Regions from separate parts of the Homo sapiens genome. Here regions 2 and 3 are each linked to region 1. A link is an interaction called in ENCODE POLR2A ChIA-PET data of the cell type or tissue named here. Cell type or tissue: CD4-positive, alpha-beta T cell. All regions are shown on one strand. Links, peaks and the distances in the headings refer to the core of each region. The heading gives the core; the rest is flanking DNA. Region 1 overlaps LEF1 (lymphoid enhancer binding factor 1). Region 2 overlaps RPL34-DT (RPL34 divergent transcript). Region 3 overlaps LEF1 (lymphoid enhancer binding factor 1).

Region 1 (6,464 bases), core at 702-5,701:
ATCCACTGGGGTGCAGCAGGAAGAAAATACTACAATGTCAATACATATTTCTATATGAAAAATTTTAAGTTTTACCAGAAATATTTAACATACAAATTGCCACTGGGGCCCCCGTTTGCTCTGTATGCCAGACGGTCAAGAATGCCAAGTGGACTGAAGATAACAGTAATAATGTAAGCACAAAAAACAGCAAGAAAATGGCAAAGCCAACAGTTCTACCTCTAATATCAACCCTTTAAGAGCTTGCATTAAAGCTAAAATCTGTAATGACACTGGACAAGACTTGTCAAGAAGCTGACCAAAATAACGAGAAATTATCAATTTTATTTGAAATAACAGCCATCAGATAATTATATAGTTCAGGTATATAATTCATAAATAATTATACAGTGGCCAAAATTTTTAATTGATGAGGGCTTGCAGTAAAATAAATCTCACCATGGATTTAGATATCTGAAATATCAATTGATTTCACTTTTCTTCCTCTCAATATGGATTAAATCAGCTCCTTTCCTCACTGTACTGATCTAACCTTCTGGAAGCAAGATGGAGCCATGGAAGCCAGAGTGGAAAAGAAATGAAGCTGTGATACTCACTGTGACATGAATGAACCCTGAATACATTACACTCAGTGAAAGAAGCCAGTCACAAAGGACTACACCCTATATGTGCCTATGATTCTATTCTTATGAAATGTCTCAAATAGGGAAATATGTTGAGACAAAATAGGTTAGTAGTTGCTTGGGCCTGGGGTGAGCACTGAGGGAATGAGAGATAAGGGGATAATAGCTAAAGGCTCTGGGGTTACTTTCCGAGGTGATGAAAATGTCCTAAAACTGACTGTGATGATGGCTGCACTAACTATGTGAATATACTAAAAACCACTACACTGTACACTCAAAGTGGGTAAAATGTATGCTATGTGAATTATATCTCAATAAAAATGAAACTATTTTAAAAATAAGTGACCACTGAAAAAACATTTGCTGAATGAATAAGTGAATGAATTCCTCCTATCCCAATTAAACAAAAGCCAGAGGAAAAGCTCTCCTGGACATGTTCTCCATGAGTAAAAACAACTGTGTTGCTTAGTCTTTGTCCACGTAGCGACCTTGTGACTTTAAAACACTAAATGTTTGCTCATGAAAAGGAGTATCTGGATGATGACTGGGGTCAAGGAATTCAGGATTCTATGAGAGAGTGAGCAGAGGATGAGCAGAAAGTAGGTATGGCTTGGTGTTCCAAAGGCAGACCTTTAATGGTAAGCATTATATACCAGTGGAATTATTCACGTTAGATGTCCAGATCTGATTTGGTATAATAGGTATGCACTTGTGGTGCCCCTAATAAGTTATTAACATATGAGATGTCCTCCCAGAACCAGGCAAAAAGAAGTATTGAGTCAATCTTCTACCTTTCTCATAGCATCAGACCTTGCTTCACCTCTAGAGCAGAAAAAACCTCCTTTCTTAAAAAGCACTGACGTAAATTCTGATGCTTTCAGTACAGGTTGAGTATACTTTATTCAAAATTCTTAGGTCCAGAGGCATTTCAGATTTCATTTCAGATTTGGAGTATCTGCATTATATACCTATTGGTTCAGTATGTCTGATGGGAAAATCAATATCCTAAAAACTCCGACAAGTTTTTTGTTTTTGTTTTTTGATCTTCATGTTAGTGTTCAAAGAGTTTCAGATTTTGAAGCACTTCACATATTGGATTAGGGTTACTCAACCTGTATCGATAAAACAACTCAAGAGAAATGCAAGTGTGTTTTCTTTGAGTGAGCTCTAAAGTCTGGTACCATAAGAAGTCCAGGAGCTTTTAAGCACGGGAAGCATACTGACACAACCGTGTTTCCCTTAGTCTACACAACAGTCCTTTGTTAGAGCTTCAGATAAGAAAACTGAGGCTCAGTGGGGTGCGGTGGCTCATACCTGAATCTTTGGGAAGTGCAGGAGGAGCACTTGAGCCTAGGAGGTTGAGGCTGCAGTGAGCTTTGATTACACCATTGCACTCCAGCCTGGGTTACAGAGAGAGGCCCGGGAGGGAGGGAGAGAAGGAAACAGGCTTGAAGAAGTTAGGGACTAGTCTGTTCAGGGATACATGGCTAGTCAATGACTTGCCTAACTCCATGTCAGTATTTTTTCCTCTACCACGAGATTAGCAACAATAGAAGCCTAAAAAAAAAAAGTCTTTAAAAGGTTTTTCTCAGGTAGCCAATATTTTCAAATTTGCATAGACATTATTGAATTAACTCAAGATTAAAATAACAAATAAGAACAAAAACAAACATCTCAGATAGCCCTGAATTATGAACGGTTTTTTCATTTGTAGCTTAAATGTCACATTTCTCTCACCACTACACAGAGGCCTCTGTTTTTTCCTTATACCCAGCCATCTTAGGAGGAAATATTTCTTTTTGAAAAATTTAATCTCCATTTTCCTCTATAGATACATAAGAAGCCCTCATAAAATCTAGTACATATAATCCTGTATTATGTAACTTTTTGTTGGCTTCACATTATTCACTAAATGGGATCTAATATCCTCAAGCCTGCAATTCACAGTCCTATGTTGACACCTTATTCCTAGCAGTACAGTGATTCCCTGCAATGAATTCAGACCACGTATTTCCTATATGTGGTAACTAAATAATATTTTTGAAACAGTCATTTCCTACTCTTTCCAACTTACCGTTAGGATGCCAGAAATTTTTTTAAAGTACTTGTGAGTAAAGAAACAGAAACAAAAAGGTAAAGCAATTTTCCCACCTGTAGTAAGTGGCTAATCCTGGATTTGGGCTCAGGCACTTAAGATGCAGAGCATGTGTTCTCAGCCACTACATGACATATGTAAATAAATGAAAACTTATCTACCTTCATAATATTGTTTGCCCAATTCAAATTGTAGTCAAATTTAACAACAACGATTTAAAATGTGGTTAAATAGTACAAAAAGCAAGTGCCTCACACAAGGTAAAGGTTTCTGGTGGTGGTACTAAATAAACAGTGACACAGTACCAACAGCATAAAACAGAAGAGGGTCTAAGTCCTGGCCTCCACTCTTACCAACCATCAGTTAACTTGGCAGCAATGTTTATAAACTTGTTCATTTCAAATGCTCTATAAATAGTTCTGAGTTTCTGAGTTCTATTCTTAAATAGTCTTAGGTTACTTAACATGAATGCTCTTTTAATAAAAAAAAAAAAATTTATCAAGCAACTTTCCTGGCCCAGCCCAGAGGTGTCTACACAACCCTTTTTAAACAAGTAAACCAAATATTCCCCACCATGCTTCAAATGGGCCACATGGAACTGAAAGCAGGTAAAGAATGAATAGTACATATAAAGACAGTCCTCTGGAACTGCTCTACTAGGCTGCAACACTCCAGGGTGAGCAGGCTAGGCTCTGTTCACACCTGTATCCCTGGGTTGTAGTAGTGATGTCATGCCTGCCTCACTCTGCTCAGCTGTGGATGTTTGCACAAGTGTCTCTCCCTCACTAATCTGTAAGCTTCTAGAGGGTGGTGACTCTGCTTTTATCATCATGTATCCACAATGGGGCTCAGCACACTGACTGTCAAAATAAGTATCTTCAATGAATATTTACGGAATGAATGATAAATCATTCCTGAAAACATTCTTTAGGATTTATCTTCATTCTACCAGGAAACTTGTTTATCCTTAAACTTTAGGATTAGTTCAGAAACTCCTATAACAACATATAATTAGTGAACTGCAATAAGATGTGCTTTCTGGTTATTGCACCATCCTATGAGGGTCAAAAGAGCTGTATTAGCATCTTCACTCCTGAAATTAAATATAAATAATGAACCAAACTAATGCTGCACGGATATCAAAGATAGCACTGAGTTACTATGAATTTTCTTATATTAAGTAGCAAGTTCTTTACATATTAACTTGCAAGCAGATCTTAATTGTGCAGGAGTAAAGAAACAGATACATGATGTTGGTGTAAAATAGTTTTGAACCATTATTTCATGAATAGTTTGTCAAAACTGTTTACATGCTTACTATGTAAAAAGTTATCTTAAATCAAGAAAGCTATGAACCAGCAAGTAACATAAACAAATAGATTGGCCGGGCGCGGTGGCTCACGCCTGTAATCCCAGCACTTTGGGAGGCAGAGGCGGGCGGATCATGAGGTCAGGAGATCGAGACCATCCTGGCTAACGCGGTGAAACCCCGCCTCTACTAAAAATACAAAAAATTAGCCGGGCGTGGTGGCGGGCGCCTGTGGTCCCGGCTACTCGGGAGGCTGAGGCAGGAGAATGGCGTGAACCCGGGAGGCGGAGCTTGCAGTGAGCCGAGGTCGTGCCACTGCACTCCAGCCTGGGCGACAGAGCGAGACTCCGTCTCAAAAAAAAAAAAAAAAAATAGATTATAAATATATTTTTAACACGGTTTCATTGTAGTGGTATTTAAAATAACAACAAAAAAACTTTAACATCCATAACTGAGGATAAATCCAATAAATTAAAGTGTGTATATATTTGTGTGTATATATGTACATATATATACATGTGTATATATATGTACATATATGTACATGTGTATATATATATATAACTGGATACTATCCAGCCATTACAACTGATGACACAGACCTACATTCACATAAAGATGAGCACACGTAATACATTTTTAATGACAAAAGATTATAATAGAATAATAATCTTATAAGCTCATTTACAAAAACGTTTGTATTACAGGTATAGATACAGAAAGAATGTCTGAAATGAAACAATTCATCAAAATGAAACCATTATATCAGAATGACAGAAATATAGGTACTTTTTATTTATTTTTTCTGTTCTTTCATGGGTTTTCCCCCGTTTTTATATATTACTGTTAACCAAAAAAAAAAAAAGATATTTCCTTTTGAGAAAAAGAAGAAAAGACTGTTCCTAATGTCTCCTTAGAAAGAAAAGTTTCTTCACTTTTTAAAGGAAACTCACTGTTGCAACTTCTCAGGAATGATCACAATTCCAGTTAATTCTAAACTAATTTCTCTTATTTAAACCAACATCATGATACCACAAAAATCACCACTAACTGCTCCTAAAAATGAAGCACATACCACATTTTAATTGCTTGCTGTGCAAAGAATGCTCTTTGGCAGACTTTTGCCTGTAAATGCTCAGTTCTTATGTAATAAGGAGGCAACATCATTTGCCAAAAAGATTCTAAGAATAATGAAACCTTTGGTCATACAGCTATTTGATTAATCTGTTTAGTCCCTAAGACTTGGGGACACTGGGCCTCTAGAAGTGAGGAATAGAGATTCCCATAAAAATCAGACACTTATCAAACTATGTCTGATATACCCCAGGAAGCAATATTTCCTGGGAATTTTCAAGAATACATTGAGCAATCACATGGTTATGTGTTGAATGAACCAGAAGACAATTTCCAAGTATTCTTAGAACCTTTTATTTAAGCCATTTACATTATTTAATAAAAGTATAACAGATACCTTTAATCCTCAAAGTAGTTTATTGACTAAGGATTACTCTTAACACTTCTGAGAGATGAACTGATTTATGAATTGGGCCCCAGCTCCTGAAAATACCTGACTTTGAATCCAAATTCCCTACCACTTATTAAACTCTGGTTGGGACTATGGACATTCAAGTAACTTCTCTGTGCCTCAGTTTCTTCACTGGAAACATAGGCATATTAGTAGCATTCACTTCATACTGTTTAGTAAAGATTTAATAAGAAAAATGCATGTAAAGTACATCATTAAATATTACATGCTAGTATATTATTAATACCAGTACTCTCTTCACCCTTGGACAAAATACTTATTTCTCATAATCACATGGAGGTTTCTGGTCAAGGTCCAGGAAGCTTCATAGGTAAGTGAAGTGATTTTGTGAGGCATTGTTGACTTACATCAAATAAAGTATGGACCAAAAAGATGCCCATAATGTAAAATGGTTTGGTTCCAGATCTTGGTTAATTTTGTTTTCTTAGCATAAAACTGAAAACAATGATTCCTAAGCTAAACTCATGAATGCCTGTCTTCAAACTGGCTTCTCTTTCCAAATTAATTATTTCCATTAATACTGTCCTCTCACCATCAGGCTAGAACACTCATCATCTTTTACACAACTCTTTCCCTCCTCCACATCTAACTGGTCACCTTTGAACTCTTGTGTTATCCACTAGCATCATAATAGCTATTACTACCCAAAATATGTTAAAGAAATGTACAATTTCCAATTTTATTCTCACAAAACCCTACTAAGAATCATTTCCATCTTACCTATGAGAAACTCACTGATTCAATAATCATCTAGCGTCTTCTGCATGCTAGTGGCAGAAATGGTAATAAGAAACTGAAGTTGCAGAAAGTACCCTGCTGTGAGAGTGAAGACTTGAGCCTCAATCTGGTACCACTACTTACCAGTTGTGCAATCAGGGTAAATTATCTGAC
Region 2 (6,464 bases), core at 898-5,897, 460 kb after region 1:
TAGCGGGTGCCTGTAATCTCAGCTACTCAGGAGGCTGAGGCAGGAGAATCGCTTGAACCCAGGAGGCAGAGGTTGCAGTGAGCCAAGATCGTGCCATTGCACCCCAGCCTGGGGGACAGAGCAAGACTCCGTCTCAAAAAAAAAAAAAAAAATGCCGGGCGCAGTGGCTCACGCCTGTAATCCCAGCACTTTGGGAGGCCGAGACGGGTGGATCATGAGGTCAGGAGATCGAGACCATCCTGGCTAACACAGTGAAACCCCGTCTCTACTAAAAATACAAAAAATTACCCAGGTGTGGTGGCGGGCGCCTGTAGTCCCAGCTACTCGGGAGGCTGAGGCAGGAGAATGGCGTGAACCCGGGAGGCAGAGCTTGCAGTGAGCCAAGATCGCACCACTACACTCCAGCCTGGGGGACAGAGCAAGACTCCGTCTCAAAAAAGAAAAAAAAAAAAAGAAAAGGACTGAAAGAAAGCATGTCACAAATTCTACGATGAATGGAAATTGCAATTTGCTGTAACACAGCAAAATGAAAAAAGCTATTTGTGTGTAAAAAATATTTTAAGCAATAAATTAGACAATATTAAGAGACATTTTAAGTAAATACATAATGAATTTGGTAAGACATTTCCCCTTGGAAGTCAAAAAAGAAATCAAAATTGTAGTTCAAAATAGGAGTTGAATATACGACCAAAAAATCCTTAATGCTTCTTAACAGGATCTGAGATTATAATTTTATTTTATTTATGTTTTTAAGACAGAGTCTTGCTGTGTTGCCCAGGCTGGAGTGCAGTGGCACGATCTTGGCTCACTGCAACCTCTGCCTCCCAGGTTCAAGCGATTCTCATTCCTCAGCCTCCCAAGTAGCTGGGACTACAGGTGCACGCCACCAGGCCTGGTTAATTTTTTTGTATTTTTTGGTAGAGATGAGATTTTGCCATGTTGGTCAGGCTGGTTTCAAACTCCTGACCTCAGTTGATTTGCCCACCTCAGCCTCCCAAAATGCTGGGATTACAGGCATAAGCCACCGCACCTGGCCCCTGAGCTTGTAATTTTAGACAGCTAAAAGATGTGTTGGATTCTTACAGAAAGAAAGGAGGGAGGGGAGGAAGGAAACAGAAAAGGAAGGAAGGAAGGAAGGAAGGAAGGGAGGGAGGGAGGGAGGGAGGGAGGGGAAAGGGAGGGATGAAAAATGAAAGTCATTTTAAGTCAGATAGTAAAACAAATTATTTCAGTTGTGGAAATTTTGCTAGAAAATTATGAGAAAAAGACTAAAGAAGATATTTTACAAAAAGTGAAAGACCTTCAACTAAGCCATTAAAAAATGGCCCATAGATTACAAGAACTTTCCAACGATACAGTATCAAAGATCAATTGATTAACAATTTAAAAAATTACAAGTACTTTTCTTTAGCTTTAAAATGGATGATGTGATATAAGAGACAATGTCAGCCGGGCATGGTGGCTCACATCTGCATTCCCAGCACTTTGGGAGGCCAAGGCGGGTGGATTACCTTAGGTCACAAGTTCAAGACCAGCCTGGCTAACATGGTGAAACCCCGCCTCTATTAAAAAAAAAAAAAATTAGCCAGGCGTGGTGGCAGGCACCTGGAAACCCAGCTACTCGGGAGGCTGAGGCAGGAGAATCACTTGAACCTGGGAGGTGGAGGTTACAGTGAGCCAAGATCGTACCATTGCACTCCAGCCTGGGCTACAGAGTGAGACTCTATCTCAAAAAAATGACAATGTCTATTAATACTTTGGGTATATTTGTGTCTCAAAGGACTTCCAAAACTATGAAGTTTTATTAAATTTGAATTAAAAACACCTAAATTTCTGGAGCAGTTTTTCATCTTTTATAACCATCAAAGAAGAATTTGTGCCTATAATGACAGATGGTGGCCCATATATGTTAGGTAAAAATCCAGATTTGTTGGAATGGTAAGACAAGAGATTTCTATTTCATTTATTGCTTTGTTCCACTGTATGATATGTATTGAAAATCTTTGTGCTCAGTTTTTTAAAGCACACCATATGAAAACTGTTATGGAGTACAATTACTTTAAAGTCATTTAGGGCCAGGCGTGGTGCCTCACACCTGTAATCCCAGCACTTTGGGAGGCCAAGGCAGGCAGATCACCTGAAGTCAGGTGTTCAAGATCAGCCTGGCCAACATGGTGAAACCCAGTCTCTACTAAAAATACAAAAATTAGCTCGGCATGGTGGCGGGTGCCTGTAATCCCAGCTATTCGGGAGGCTAAGGCAGGAGAATCGCTTGAGCCCAGGAGGCAGAGGTTTCAGTGAGCCGAGATCGCATCACTTCACTCCAATCTGGGTGACACAGCAAGACTGCCTCTAAATAAATAAATAAATGTCATTTAGTATCTATACACTAATGCTATAAATCATTGCCAAGTTATGGAACTTTTGAAAGAAATAGACTGATAGAATTAAGACTGATTTTCTTAATCTTGTGTTCTCTGCCTGTGCTCATTGATAATAGTTGTGGAAGAATTTTTATTTTATTTTATTTTTATTTTTTTTTTGAGATGGAGTCTCGCTCTGTCACCCAGGCTGGAGTGCAGTGGCACAATCTCAGCCCACTACAAGCTCTGCCTCCTGGGTTCACGCCATTCTCCAGCCTCAGCCTCTCAAGTAGCTGGGACTACAGGTGCCCGCCACCAAGCCCGGCTAATTTTTTTTTTTTTTTTTTTTTTTTTAGTAGAGATGGAGTTTCACCATGTTAGCCAGGATGGTCTCAATCTCCTGACCTCGTGATCCACCCGCCTCGGCCTCCCAAATTGCTGGGATTACAGGCGTGAGCCACTGCGCCCGGCCAAGAATTTTTAGAAAGTACTTTTAACTCCAATTTAATATGTTCCTGAATTGGAAGGAATATTCAATAATCAAAGACAAAATGACAATATGATTTATGTTTTCTCACAGATATCACACTACATATGAAAGAGCTAAATTTTAAACTCCAAAAGAAAGGAAGAGCTTATTAGTGATTTAGCCAGACAGGAACAACAATTTATGTTGAAATTGAAACTCTTCATAATAAAAATCAGAAACAATGACTTTATACATTTTTTTTTTTTTTGAGACAGGTTCTCACTCTGTTGCCCAGGCTGGAGTACAGTGGTGCAATCTCAGCTCACTTCAATCTCTGCCTCCTGGGCTCAAGTGATCCTCCAGCCTCAGACCCTCAAGTAGCTGGGACTACAGGTGCGAGCCAGCATGCCTGACTAATTTTTTTTGTATTTTTTGTAGAGACAGGGTTTCACCGTGTTGCCCAGGCTGGTATTGAACTGAGCTCAAGCAATCCACCCACCTCACCCTCCTAAAGTGCTGGGATTACAGGCGTGAGCCACTATGCCTGGCCAGAATGGTTTTAGTTTTTAATGTGACTAAAAATTTTAAATTACATATGTGACTCACATTTCATTTCTAGTGGACAGCACTGATGTAAATATTATCCTTTGTTTTTGATGCTGCAACTATCTTCTCCTTGTCTATTAACTTTGTTTTTGGTAACCTTTGCTGAAAAAAATGCTGTAACATTAATGTAGCTAAGTCATCAATTTTCCACTTATTGTTTGTACTTCAATGGTTTAATAAACTCCACAAAGATAATTCTTTATTTTCTTCTTCTGGTTCTGAATACTCACCTGTCTCATTTAGGTCTTTAATTCATTTAGAGTCCATCTTTCTATAGTGTAACGTAAAAGTCCAGCTTTTTCTCCAGATGATGAGCCAGTTTTCCCAATACTATATTCTAAACAAGGCATTCTTTTCCATTTTTACCACATTTATTGTATATCAAATTCCCATATGCACACAGATCTATTTCTGAACTCTCCCTCTGTTCCGTTCATCTGTTCCTACACCAGAACCACACTGCTTTTGCTTTGTAATATTCCTCAATAACTAGTAGGTTGAATCACTCATTCGTATGCTGATATAAATATATCAGCCTAAAACATCCCAACAAAAGTTTCTTTACTTTCCCTTTGCTTTATCTTATCGGCTATAGAGTTTGGCCTTTTAAGTAATATTAATAAATATTGCCATTAGAACTTTCTTTGACTGCCTTTTCTTTAAGGATGTTTTTCTCAGTAGATCTTTTAGAGCTGTGATAGAGTTAAAAACTCATCTGCTCATATCTGATAAACCACATGGATGATGAGCAAACCTCTAGTGAGCACCTGCTATTGCAACTGTCTCTTGCATCAGTTAGAGTTCTTTGGCTTCCACTGATAAAAATCAGTGGAGGAAAAGCTGAACAGCCAGGATTCAAGAAGAACAAGAATCAATGTTGGCTACTCTAACCTTCTCTTACTCAATAAGACATGAGTTCTTCAAACTCTTCCTCTCATACCTGTTTACTTTTTTTTTTTTTAAACTGGTTTCTTGAGAAAAAAAAAAAAAGAGAAAGGACAGATGTTTTACCTCTTTCCTAACCACGTGGTATCTTCAGTCTCATATTATTGTTATTAATATTTATTATACCAGACAGACAGCTCTGGGGATAAAGGAATCGATAGCTAGTGTTTCCAAGGGAAATGGATCAGCTGTAATCATTTCCCTTCTTTGCATCATTCCACTTATAAATCAGTTTTTAGGAGATGGAATAAGATTTAGACCAAAGCAGGTTCCCCTAGCATGGGCACTAAAGGATCACTCTCTTATTTGGTGCCATCGTTGTTTTCCAAAATTCAATTACATTTTAACCATGTAACTCTCTCATTCAGACACTTTAAGCAACTTTCAGTGTCTACAAATTAAATACAGATTCCTTAGCGTGGCATTCAAGGTCTTCCTAATATGACCACAACTTGCCCTTGTAGGCATATCCTATACTTTCCCATCTTCAGGCTTTTGTTGTGTTATTTCTTCTTTGTGAAACACCTTTGCCTTTGGAAATTCTACCAGTGTCTTAAGGCGTATTTCAAATGCCACATCCTCAATGTTGGCTATCTAACCTTCTCCCACTCAATAAGACATGAGCTGTCCTTCAAACTCTTTCTCTCATACCTGTTTTACCTTTTTCTAAAACAAAAAACAAACAAACAACAACAAAAAAATGGTTTCTTGAGAAAGGACAGATGTTTTACCTCTTTCTTACCATGTGGTGTCTTCAGTCTCATATTATTGTCATTAATATTTATTATATTATCTATTCTCTGAGCAGCCCTTGCATCCTTCTCCTTCCCTTTTTGCTTGTTACCCAGAGTTGGCTTCTGTTGCCTGCAACTAAAGAACCATGATATAATTTTTTGGTCTCTTTTAATTAGTTTAGACAATTAGACTCCTGCACATTTCTGTCACACTTGCTTGTTGTGGTTTATTCTTGACTGAATCTTTATGAAAGACACAAAATTAGAAGTTTTTAAAAAATGTTTTTTCCGTCTGCATTTGGTAGGGTATAGGGATTAAGGCTGGAAATCAGGGTAGGGTAAGGGGCACAAAACACAAATAGAAAAGACAGAGGAAGAGAACAGAATAAACGAAGGGGTAAGTTTTTAAAATATGTTGAAGTGCCCTCCCCTCAGAGAGATTAGATCAGGTAGAAGCAACAGTTTGAGAACTGATGCAAGGCTGAAAAATGGGTACTGGGGGGTGGGAGTGAGGTGAGAAATGTAGTGAATGGCCAAGGCTTTAAGAATTTTTAAATCCTTTGGAGAGGAAAATGAATGCAAGGCCCAGATTCAGCAGAAAGTCTCTCAGGATTCATGGAAGTCCATATTCTGAGGTAATGGTGCTTGAGCCTATAACAGTTATAAGAATTTTCAAGAAGAGTTTTGGTTTTTTAAAAAATATATGAATTATTGCTTATATAATTTATTTTTATTTTTATTTTATATGGAGTCTCACTCTGTCACCCAGGCTGGAGTGCAGTGGCGTGATTCCAGCTCACTGCAGCCTCTGCCTCCTGGGTTCAGGCGATTCTTGTGCCTCAGTCTCCCAAGTAGCTGGGATTACAGGTGCCTGCCACCATGCTTGGCTAATTTTTGCATTTTTAGTAGAGATGGGCTTTTACCATGTTGGCCAGGCTGTTCTTGAACTCCTGACCTCAAGTGATCCGCCTGCCTTGGCCTCCCAAAGTGCTGGGATTACAGGCGTGAGCCACTGTGCCCGGCCAGAATTATCGCTTATATAATTTATATTTTGGGGTTGACATTAGTAAATATAGAAGTGGGGGAGCAGGACATAAATGTGGGGAGGGGGAATCATCGGAGCTTAGGAGTGAAAGACTGTAGTTTTACTTCAATATTTCCAGTCCCTGGCACTGCACTGACACAAAAAGAACCCTCAAACGCTTATGAGTAAATCGGTAAGTTGATGAATGAATAAAGTAGCAAAAAATCAGGATCCGTGAGCTATTCTGAAGGATTTCAGAGATGCTGCAAATTTGCAAGAGTAGGAATGACCATGGAGAGAATGTTCTTACATAGTTCAGTTTA
Region 3 (6,464 bases), core at 865-5,864, 99 kb before region 1:
ACTCGGGACTTGGCCTCTGCATTTTTGAGAGGAGGAGGAACCGAGGGAGAGAAGAGTTGAGCAGGCTTTGGCCAAGCCTCAAGTCTCAGGTATAGATCCAGCTATGCCTGTTGCCTTGATGAATAGACTTTTTTATTATTAATTGCTTTCTCTCTATATCCAGAAGAGCCCATCAATGTGTTGGCATAATGCTCCACTGTCACCTCCCTTACCGTTTTGTTGGATTTTCTAGTTAACTCTCAAAAAGATCATGGTGGCAGCTTTAGACTGTTTTTTAACTACTTGGTTTATGCATGTTAAGAGAACTCAGAGAGAGAGAATTTTCAAATGAAGTTCTGGCCAGGGCTGAATATGAAACCTTTATAACAAGTAGGCCCCCTAAACATAATACTTTTTTTTTTCCCTGGTTCAAGTTTAGGACTAAATGAAGAGGAATTGGAAAGGTTCCAGAGGATAGTAATGAAAATGATTAAAGGACTGATGATGAAAGTTTCAAGGAATTGGGATTACTTAGCCTGAAGAAGAGAAATTTGAGGGGTGATTTAATGGCAATCTTCAAGTACAGTATGAGGAGGGTTATTATAAGTATGGTAGCCAGCTGTTCCCCAGCTGCACCGAAGGTTAGAAAGGGGAAATCGAGCTAGAATTTCAGCAGAGAGGTTTAAGTTGGACCAGTGATAGTGGTTCTCAAAGTAGCTCAAGGGATAGAAAACCATCGTGGAAGACCATGACATATTCTTTTAAATTTAAATATACTTTTTCCTAATCAGATACCAACTTATAACATGTACTAGTAAGGTAAAAATTATGAAATACAGCTCAGGACTTAGAAAATGTTGACTGGGGAGATGGGTGGGGGTGTTAAGACATACCTTCTCCACTGGGACCCCACAATGTGGAAGCCCAGTTTGAATACCAATGAGCTATGAAGAGAGGCGGTACCTGTGGACTTTCAATGAGCACGACAACCAGATGGTGGGAGCCCATGAGGATCTGTGTTCAGGAAAGGACTCACTCCCATCTGAATCCTGGCAACCCTCTTTTTTCCTTTGACCCTGTTTCATACCACCTGGAAAAGGAGGGAGAGGCCCAAGCCATACAAGTACTTTTGAGGACTGCATGTCTAGGAGACAGGGCAAGGTGCCCATTTACAGCCGGTTCTGGCCTGTCCCTGGAGAAGGCTGCACCAGCAGCACCCCTCTCACACAAACTGTTCCTCTCTACAAACCAGCTCTGCCCTGGCCTGTGGATTCAGTTCATTAGCAATTTTAGATTATCAGGAACTTCACTCTTAATAAAATGACAATTTTTAAAAATGTTTTATTACAAAGCTTCTTTTAAAAAAATGCTCAGCACATTAACTCAAACTGGAATGACAAACGTTAGGATGACAGTTTTGGGCAAAGGCTGTGCCTTGCTTTTTTAAAAAATGGGTACATCAATGCTCATTTTAACAACTGGCATAAAATCCCACTAATTGGCTAATAAAAACAGATACAAATACAGAACATTTAAAGTAATAACAATTCAAGTGCTGGGCTTTTTACAACAAGGGGGTGATAAGGAAAGAAATGAAAATTCACTGCAAACCAGTCTGCTGAACGCATCTGTTAAGGTTTACTGTTTAAAAAAAGAAAAGAAGAAAACAGAAGAAAAAATAAACTGAAATAGGGCTGCCAATTGCTACCAACAGAGTGGGTTTGGCTATTACATTTATTTAGCTCTACTGAACACCTTACAAGGGCGGAGAAGCCACTATGTGTTACAGGCAATTCACAGAGAAGCCACTTACCAGACAAGCTGTCTCAGAAAAAGAAGGCTTCTTTTTATGTCATTATTTCAAACTTTTCCAGAACTTTCAATTTTATTTAAAAGCTCATAGCTAGCAAAATATACAAGAAAATTAAAACTAAAAAGTGTAAATTAAAAAAATTCAAGTTTAAAAAAGCAAAAAAAAACGATCCTTTTGCACTGTTAAATAAAAGCTTTAGGAGAAAAGAAAAGAAAGAAAAATGAAGCAGAAACAAAGAGGGAACTCTTCCATGAACTCCTCCACTGGGGTGCTGATGGATGTGCTGGTTGCTGGCTCCAGTTGCGCATGACAGGCAAATGCAGCCAAGTTACCGTCCTTGCCGAAAGGTTACAGGTTTGGATGCAAGATGCTCTGGGAAGTGCACGCAGATATGAGGGGAGAAAAGCTGCTCAGCTGCCCCACAGCCTGCTAGCATTCTCATGTGCTTTTACATTTCCTTTTAAAAAACCTTTTTATGCTTTATTTTGGAACTTGGCTCTTGCAGTAGACGAAAGAGGGGTTGGCAGTGATTGTCTTTATGGATCAGCGTCTCTAGCAGTGACCTCAGGGTAAAATTGATGTCAGTGTTCCTTTGGGGTCGACTGGGCAGGCCGTGGAGACAGTCTGGGTTTTCAACAAGCTTCCATCTCCAGAAGAGGTCCTGGGGTCGCTGCCTTGGCTTTGCACGTTGGGAATGAGCTTCGTTTTCCACCTCAAGAAGGAACAAATGAAATGCTATTAATATGAATTTGCCGTAGGCCTTAAGATTATAACCTCTATTCCATACCATATATGTCTTACAACCTCTGCATTTAATTAATCCATTTTGTTAATTTGGGGATGGCTAAAATGAATTGCCCTATCAGTCAAAAATCCTGAGAGTACACTACAGAGTTAATATAGTGACATTTTTACTTTGGTTCCATGTATACGTATGCCCAGAGTTATGATGTGAAGTGTAGTGAATACTCTGGGTCATGGTAAACAGAACAAAAAAAAAGTTTGAAAAACACCAGTAGGAAACAGGCAAACATGAATAGGGAAGGCGGGCAACAGCCAGATCAGGGAAAGATGTGTCATTCTGCAGTGTTTGGTGTTTTTGGTCCACTGTGGGAAGCCACTGTATGATTCTACATAGGACAGACATAATCACATTACCCAACGCACTGCCAACTCCCGTGACGCTATGTGCTCTGTCCGCTCACACTCACAGCCCAGAGGATACAAACCGCTCCCTTTTTCCTTAAGATCTTACAATTTTCAAGATTTTTTTTTCCTTCCTAACATCAAGGATCTCTAATGATAGCCTCGGAAAGGACACTCAGCAAATATGTTAAAATAATGTTGCCAGATATTGGTGATAATGATTTTCAAATAAGAGAACTCCCACATCCTCAAAGCTTTAATGATCTGAGATTTTTTAAAAAGTGATTAAAAGTAAAATGTAACATTGTAACAAGATGAGACAAAGACAAAAGGAAAGTAAAAGCATGGCAAAGTTCCGTTCCTTCACTCCAGAGAGCACCTGCTTCCGCTGCTTTGAACTTGGGGAGGCTGCTTTCCTTTGGTGGCAGCGATGCTGGAAGCACCTTCTCAACCTGGGTCCCTTGACAGCCTCAGATGAATCCCAACACTTTGTGCTTGTGATTGTGCTATCCGTGTTACAAGCACAAGTTTCCTTTTAGAAACTCATTCTAAATAATGGTGGATTATCGTACACTTTCATTTCAATGGAAAAAGAAAGTAAAAGAGAAATAAAAGGAAACTTTGACATAGTTTAATAATGAATACAAAAGTCTAGATGGCAAGTTACAGTCCACAGAGTACTTTCCATGGAAGGATGGTGATCTATGGAATGGGAACTGCGAGGACACCTGCCCTTCAGGCTTTTGGAAAGAGAGGTTTGGCTCCTATATTTAAAGTGCTCACAAAGTGCACAGCACAGAGCAAGCCCTGCAAGCAGGTTAGCTAGTATTATTATTCCAATTATGCCCAATGCGGCCCCTAAAGATGATCAGAACTGCAAAGAAGCTATTTGTATACCTGGGTAGCTACTGAAAAAGCAAAAACCAACCAACCAACAAAAAACAAAATAGGAGGAAATCAGCCACAGAATGATTTCAACTGAGGAGGTCCTCCAATGACAATTTCATTTTCTATTCTCCTGGAAAATCAACCATTCCCTGTTTAACAGGAAAACACTACAGCATTGTGTTAATCACTATATTATCACTTGTACTCAGCTTAAGAGAGGAGGAGAAGGCACCCTTAGGTAAGGCAGTGAAGGGACAAGAAGACTGGTGGAGCCGGAAGTGCAGGGTGCTCTAGATTGGAGGTGTTAGCCCTGCTTGAGAATGGGGCCACAGCAGGGCCATGGAAGTTGTCTGTACCTCAGTACTTCACAGTTCGCTGTGCCAGGCCCACAGAGGTATGGATCTTGCACGCAGGAGGATCAAAGAGCTACGAAGGACCCTGCCTTTCTACGGAGAAAGAAACAGGGCTCTAGCAGAGCCTGGGGTGGGAGAGAGGGCACCCCACAGATTCCTATTTACATTATAATTTTGCATCACAGATTTTCAAAGGCTTGGTCCAGGTTGCTCTTCCTGGGAAGGTTTTCCTCTCAGTCTGACATGAAAACATTTAGTTTCCTGGTGAGGCCTGGCCTTGCAGTCCTAGGCTAGCGCCTGAGACAAGCACTGGGACTCAGAATAGACTCGCCATTGGCAGCCAGGAACGCCTGAGGGAGACAACCTGCCCTTCTGTTGGGCCATCCCACCACTGCCTGGCACAGCGAACTGTGAAGTACTGAGGTACAGACAACTTCCATGGCCCTGCTGTGGCCCCATTCTCAAGCAGGGCTAACACCTCCAATCTAGAGCACCCTGCACTTCCGGCTCCACCAGTCTTCTTGTCCCTTCACTGCCTTACCTAAGGGTGCCTTCTCCTCCTCTCTTAAGCTGAGTACAAGTGATAATATAGTGATTAACACAAACATGGGTGCCCAGAGATAGCCATTTACCTAAAGGATAGTATGTCACTTGCCAAGAAAGAGTCTATATCTCCTAATAAAGTCATTTCTTTCCACAGTCTCACATTTTCCCACCTGTTATTTCCTTATTCCATGGGGTCACCTTGCAAATTCTCCTGGAAAGTTGGCTTCAGAGAACCTCTGTACAGTTGCTTACCAAAAAGCAACTAATCCCTTTCAGGGACTAGTGCTTAAAAAAAAAAAAGAGCAAAGAAATTCCTTCACTATGAAATGAGGCAGTTTGTCCCTGGTGGCTCTTTTAAAATACAGGGATGTCAGGGGAGACCAAGTCTTACTTCCAAGTGGGAGAAACGGGGGCCTTGTAGTGTTGCTTTACAGATATAAAACAGGTCCAGTCCAGATTATTTTCAAGAAACCACAGGCATGAGGCTCCAGGGGCTGGAGCTTTCCCACATCTAAGGCTTCACTGGGGGGCTGCGGCTGAAGCTGGGCCAGGCCAGGCGAGCCCCGGCACAGCCCAACCCACCAGTGAAGTCTGCGCAATCAAAGCCAGCAATTACTGCTCTCCGGCTGCGGCTGGGCTTCAAAGGGAGTGAGGCAAGGCCCATCTTACATATGTTCAGACTTGGGCTCCCTCCACCAGGAGTCACCACGCATTTGTACTGGGGATGCAAAGGCGGCACAAGACCCCACCCCACCCCATATAACCGAACCCCCCTGATGCTCTCCTGGACCAAATTCCAATCTTGACAAAATATCCCATCAACCAAATGGAACCATGAACCCAAATGGGTAGAGTTCCTTACTAAAAGCCCAAGCAATAAAGGTGAATCTAAAGATTTCAAGAGTGGGCCTGTTTCTGGGAGGTCAACAGCACCGACCCTGGGCCAATAGGGCTTTACAGACCCTGACTCAGGAGTGAAGAAAGGGAAAGGGGGAAACTCCTTCTCTCTAAGCCCAAATAAATGTAAAATCCTACCAAAAGCAGAGCGCTTGGCCAGCTCATGTCCTGGGGGTTCCTCCCCAGGCTGTCCTCTGGAAGAAAGGGCCAAGGAGACAAGTCTATGGGTGAGCTCTGAGGTGGTGGAGTGGAGGGTCAGGAGCAGGCAAGGGCCAGCCCTGTCAGGGTGCCACTCAGGGCTCACTGGCCAGTCAGTTTAAGCTGTCCAGGCCAAGGCAAGGGCAGCAAAGCTGGTGTCCAGGAACAAAATGCACCCCTGCCCCATCATGTAATATCACTTCCTTATTCAGAATTGGTGAGGATACAAAAAAAGTGAGTTGGAATAAAAGACCCTTTCTTCGTCGTCCTCTTCCTTTTACGCCACTCTCAAATGCTACTAACAAGAGGCAGGAGCCTTAAACGATGTGCAATTTGAGGGGAGAATATTAGAGATTGGTTTTATGAGAGGTAAACAGATTCACAGATTTTAATTGCAAAAATGGAATTCCAGCATCACACCACACACCTCATGCCAATTGTCTCCATTTTTACACCTTGGGAAAAACTGACAAAAGCCTGTGATTTGAGGGTGTGAACTCTTCTGCTGCACAATGTCATGTGTGTATGAAGGAAGAGAGGTACAGACTTCTACAGCAGGAAGCAAGCGTGACAGAGCTAGTCTAATCCTGTTTTTTTAGCAGAGACTTAGGAATATGGTCATAAAATGACTGGCCCATGGTGAC

What was found. Peaks named below come from ENCODE experiments on the same cell type or tissue, not always from the same donor. Only the 100,000 strongest peaks of a DNase experiment are listed, where the experiment ranks them.
Region 2: POLR2A ChIA-PET joins it to region 1 with 7 read pairs; 2 of 35 experiments call an interaction of 5 or more read pairs at or near these places.
Region 3: POLR2A ChIA-PET joins it to region 1 with 5 read pairs; 6 of 35 experiments call an interaction of 5 or more read pairs at or near these places.

Annotation. Positions count from the first base shown.
Region 1 is chr4:108,145,078-108,151,541 of GRCh38, forward strand. All of the region lies in intron 3 of LEF1 (lymphoid enhancer binding factor 1), which reads right to left. Among named protein-coding and RNA genes, the nearest start is that of LEF1-AS1, 19 kb to the right of the region's middle. In CD4-positive, alpha-beta T cell, for the core only: no CTCF peak of the experiment used is centred there; a DNase peak (open chromatin) is centred at 3,454; H3K27ac peaks cover 1,665 bases.
Region 2 is chr4:108,603,398-108,609,861 of GRCh38, forward strand. The region is part of intron 1 of RPL34-DT (RPL34 divergent transcript); the gene reads right to left. Among named protein-coding and RNA genes, the nearest start is that of RPL34-DT, 14 kb to the right of the region's middle. In CD4-positive, alpha-beta T cell, for the core only: no CTCF peak of the experiment used is centred there; no DNase peak of the experiment used is centred there.
Region 3 is chr4:108,046,248-108,052,711 of GRCh38, forward strand. LEF1 (lymphoid enhancer binding factor 1) reads right to left here. Exons shown (of 12, transcript NM_016269.5): 12 at 1,301-2,504. Among named protein-coding and RNA genes, the nearest start is that of HADH, 60 kb to the left of the region's middle. In CD4-positive, alpha-beta T cell, for the core only: no CTCF peak of the experiment used is centred there; DNase peaks (open chromatin) are centred at 3,344 and 5,354; H3K4me3 peaks cover 974 bases; H3K27ac peaks cover 2,000 bases.